2 separate regions of the Homo sapiens genome follow, and region 1 is linked to region 2. Evidence: read pairs that join two places in POLR2A ChIA-PET (ENCODE). Cell type or tissue: Panc1. All regions are shown on one strand. Region 1 overlaps STK4 (serine/threonine kinase 4). Region 2 overlaps PABPC1L (poly(A) binding protein cytoplasmic 1 like).

The links. Peaks named below come from ENCODE experiments on the same cell type or tissue, not always from the same donor. Only the 100,000 strongest peaks of a DNase experiment are listed, where the experiment ranks them.
Region 1: POLR2A ChIA-PET joins it to region 2 with 13 read pairs; 5 of 35 experiments call an interaction of 5 or more read pairs at or near these places.

Annotation. Positions count from the first base shown.
Region 1 is chr20:44,992,493-44,994,992 of GRCh38, reverse strand. All of the region lies in intron 5 of STK4 (serine/threonine kinase 4), which reads right to left. Among named protein-coding and RNA genes, the nearest start is that of STK4, 27 kb to the right of the region's middle. In Panc1, no CTCF peak of the experiment used is centred here; a DNase peak (open chromatin) is centred at 1,422.
Region 2 is chr20:44,927,591-44,930,090 of GRCh38, reverse strand. All of the region lies in intron 7 of PABPC1L (poly(A) binding protein cytoplasmic 1 like), which reads right to left. Among named protein-coding and RNA genes, the nearest start is that of PABPC1L, 19 kb to the right of the region's middle. In Panc1, no CTCF peak of the experiment used is centred here; no DNase peak of the experiment used is centred here.

The DNA.
Region 1 (2,500 bases), 65 kb before region 2:
CTACTGAGAAAAAGAGGCTTTTCCAACAATAAAAAAATGCCTTGTACTTGAAATACATATAAAAACCATACTCTGAGCATGATCAAGCAGGCATAGAAGAAATTCAAATGACAAAGAAACACAAAAAGATTCTCAATCAATTATTAAAACAAAAACTAAAATGACTGACAAAAAATTTTAAATTAATAATTAATGCTGATAATAGCATAGAAAATCAGGCACCGAAATAAAATGTTACTGTAGTATAAATTGGTACATTTTAGTACATAAGTTGGCAATATTTATTCAACTTTTAAATATTCATATCCTTTGATCCAAATCTATTTCTTGAAATCTATCTTATGTTCAAGTATCTCAAACGATATGCACAAAGACTGTAGAAATGTCTGTAATGGGGGAGATGAGGAGGAAAAGGAAACAACTCAAATGATCATCAAAAGATAGTAAGTTAAATATAATAAATAACCATATACTGAAACACCATATTAAAAAGAAAAAAAAAAGAAGATATATACCTTTTCCTAGCATGAAAAAAATGCACAACATACATTACAAAGCAAAAAAAAGTTGTACAATTATATATAATATAGCCCTGTTTTTGTAAAAGGAAAATATATATAATAATGATGATCATAACAATAATAAAACAATAACCAATAATATGAAACACTGTTATATCATAGCACAAAAAATCTGGAGTAATACACACCAAACCATTAATTATATCTAGTAGGCAGAATCACTAAAGATTTTTACTGTCTATCCTGTATACATCTGTAACATTCTGAAGGTTTATATGAGCATACATGTGCAATAAAAAAATTTTAAACTTGATATATAAAAAATAATATACAAAATATCTTAGTTTATGGGCTAAAGAAGAATATGTGGATACAGTACACATTACAGCAAATAACCACTTGCATACTTTCTCAGGATGGCATGGCCCTACTGAAAGAGAACCTCCCTACAGTTCCTATGCTTTAGCAAAAGAAGGATTTTTTTTTTTTTTTTGAGAAAGAGTTTTGATCTTCTGCCCAGGCTGGAGTGAAGAGGCACAATCTTGGCTCACTGCAACCTCCGCCCCTGGGGTTCAAGCGACTCTCCTGACTGAGTCTCCCAAGTAGCTTGGATTACAGGCGCCCACCATCATGCCCGACTAATTTTTGTATTTTTAGTAGAGACAAGGTCTCGCCACATTGGCCAGGCTGGTCTCAAACTCCTGACCTCAGGTGATCCACCTGCCTCGGCCTCCCGAAGTGCTGGGATTACAGGCATGAGCCACAATGCCCAGCAAAAGAAGAATTTTTAAACAGAACTAAATACGAAAAAGGACTTCCGATCATCATCACTGATATTCCTTCTGAAATGCCTGTGATTTAGGCTATGCCAGTCAGAAGCAAATGACAGGTCATTTAAATCAATCTCATTGTCAGTCCTATGTAAAAAACTAACACAGGAACTAACTTACTGCTTAGTCATTTCCTTAGCTCTGAAACTTCAAATTTGCAAGGGTGTTTTCAAATGGTGATAGTCAAAATTGTTTTCACTGGATTATTTCAATTAGAAATGGTTACTTGGATAGCTAGAAAGTTTTTGAAAATTAATAAGAGCAATGAGTGTACACTAACCCCACTTAGATTTGTATTATAAAGTTATATTAGTACAATAGCATAGCAATAAAAAATATAAAGTCCAGAAGTTCACTATGGCATATGTGTATATGTATGTGTGTGTGTACATATATATCATATATATGTATATATAATAACCTGTTATATATACCACATATACATATGATTTATGATTAAAATGTCATTTAAAATCAGCAAGCAAAGAATAGATTATGAAAAAAAAAAGCACTGGGAATCTAGTCATTTGTAGAACTCTACACTTAAATGCCTACCTTATACTTTCACCAAAATAAGTTCAAATAAGTTGAAATTTTAAACATAAAAAACAAAGCCCAACGAATACTTTAAAGAAGTACATTAGACAGTCAGGCACGGTGGCTCATGCCTATAATCCCAGCACTTTGGGAGGCAGAGGTGGGCAGATTGCCTGAGCTCAGGAGTTCGAAACCAGCCTGGGAAACATAGCGAAATCCCGTCTCTACTAAAAGTACAAAAAATTAGCCGGGTGTGGTAGCAGGTACCTGTAATCCCAGCTACTCGGGAGGCTGAAGCACGAGAATCACTTGAACCTGGGAGGTGAAGGTTACAGTGAGCCAAGATTGCGCTACTGTCCTCTAGCCTAGGTGACAGAGCGAGACTGTCTCAAAAACAAAAAACAAAAAACAAACAAAAAAAAAACAGTACATTAGCCAGGCATGGTGGCACATGCCTGTAGTCCTAGCTACTTGGGAGGCTAAGGTGGGAGGATCACTTGAGCCCAGAAGTTCAAGATTACAGTGAACTATGATCATGCCACTGCACTCCAGCCTGAGCAACAGAGCAGGTGTGCTGGCTTATACCTCTAATCCCAATACTTTGGGAGGCAG
Region 2 (2,500 bases):
GCGGGAGGCATCGCGGCTCCCACTTTACAGCCGGGATAAGAGAGACTCGAAAGAGTGACTTGTCTGGGGTCACTCAGCCTGTGGTTCATACGTTAGCCAGGACTCAACCCAACACATTGTTCTGGTAAGCTTCTATCGCCTCTGCTAAGTACCAAGCCAAGTTCTTTAGGAATTTGGGGAAGAGGTTCTTAGCCTTTTTGTTAAAATAACCTTTTTACTTTGGAGTAACTTTAGATTTACAGAAAAAGTTACAAAAACAGTACAGAGGGTTGCTATATATCTTTTTTTTTTTTTTTGAGACATAGTTTCACTCTGTCACTCAGGCTAGAGTGGAGTGGCACGATCTCGGCTAACTGCAACCTCAGCCTCCCGGGTTCAAGCAATTCTCCTGCCTTAGCCTCCTGGGTAGATGGGACTACAGGCGTGTGCCACCACACCTGGCTAATTTTTGTATTTTCAGTAGAGAGAGGGTTTCACCATGTTGGCCAGGCTGGTCTCAAACTCCTGACCTCAAGTGATCTGCCTGCCTCAGCCTCCCAAAGTGCTGGGATTACAGGCGTGAGCCACCATGCCTGGCCTGCTGTATATCTTTCACCCAGTTTCCCCCAATGTGAACATGGTACATTTTTCAAAACTACAAAATTAACACTGGTGCAATGCTATTAACTATTTTATACCATTAGCTCCTATTAACTACAATGCTATTAACTGAACTCCAGACTTCACTGGAATTTCACTCTTTTTTCCCCTAATATTCTTTTTCTCTTCCAGGATCCAACCCACATGGCATTTAGGGTTTGTCTTTTTGTTTATTTGTTTGTTTTTTAAAGAGATGGGGTCTCACTCTGTCATCCAGGCTGGAGTGCAGTGGTATGATCATAGCTCACTGCAGCCTCAAACTCCCGGGCTCCAGGGATCCTCCTGCCTCAGCCTCTCAAGTAGTTAGGGCTATAGGTACATGCCACCACACCCAGCTAATTTTTTTTTTTAAGTTTGTAGAGATCAGCAATCACTATGTTGCCCAGGCTGGTCTCAAGAGATCCTCCTACCTAGGTCTCCCAAGGTGCAGGGATTACAGGCAGGAGCCACCACACCTGGCCCTGGGTTTTTAACCTTTTTTTAGGGTGAAGACACCGGCCTGGCTCATACAGCCCATAAGGACTAGAGTTATTTTTAAAATCTTCTTTTTTTCCTTTTTTTTTTTCTTTTTTTTTTTTTTTTTTTTTGAGTCAGGATCTCACTCTGTCACTCAGGCTGGAGTGCAGTGGTGCAATCTCAGCTCAACTGCACCCTCAACCTCTCAGCCTCAAGTGATCCTCTCAACTCAGTCTCCCAAGTAGCTGGGACTGCAGACAAGCACCACCATGCCTAATTTTGTTCATTTTTTGTAAAGATGAGGTCTCATCCTGTTGCCCCGGCTGGGCTTGAACTCCTGGTGAGCCCACGCTCTTAATCAGTAATTTTGAAACTGTACTCTGCTACCCTTCAGTAGAGGGGTCTTAACCTGAGAGTCCATGGATCCCCCTCAGGTAGGTCATGGATACAATTTAGGGGGAAATTGCATGGATTGGGGAAAAAGTGACATCTTTATTTTCATATTAGCATTTCCTTCTATTATGAATATGGGCAACAACAAAAAAATCCTGGCAGTATTAGCCATGAATTTGTCATGAAGAAAAAGAAAATATTTTCATATCACATTAATTATTGCTAATCTCAGCCGAGCGCAATGGCTTATGCCTGTAATCCCAGCACTTTGGGAGGCCAAGGTGGGCAGATCACCTGAGGTCAGGAGTTCGAGACCAGCCTGGCCAACATGGTGAAACCCCATCTCTACTAAAAATATACAAAAATTAGCTGGTTATGGTGGCGGGTGCCTGTAATCTCAGCTTCCCAGGAGGTTGAGGCAGAACCCAGGTTCTTGAACCTGGGAGGCAGAGGTTGTAGTGAGCCAAGATCATGCCACTGCGCTCCAGTCTGGGCGACAGAGTGGGACTTCGTCTCAAAAAAATAAAAATAAAAATAATAAAAGAAGCACATACTGCTTTCACTTTAGTATTTTGACCATTATATTTTTTCAGTATGATTTTTTTGTACACCTAAGAATCTTATTTTATGCATTTAAAAATATTCTTAGGGCCAGGTTTGGTGGCTCATGCCTATTTTTGGGAAGCAGAGGCGGAAGAATTGCTTGAGCCCAGGGGTTTGAGACCAGCCTGGGTAATATAAAAAATAATTATCCAGGCATAGTGGTGCTCCTATAGTCTCAGCTACTTGGGAGGCTGAGACAGGAGATCACTTGAGGCCAGGAGTTGGAGGCTGCAGTGAGCTGTGATGGCACCACTGCATTCCAGCCTGGGTGATAGAGCGAGACTCTGTCTCAAAAAAGTTTTTAAAAAATATTCTTAGAAGGGTTCCACAGGCTTCATCAGATAGCCAAAGGGCCGGGCACAGTGGCTCACGCCTGTAATCCTAGCACTTTGGGAGGCTGAGGCAGGTG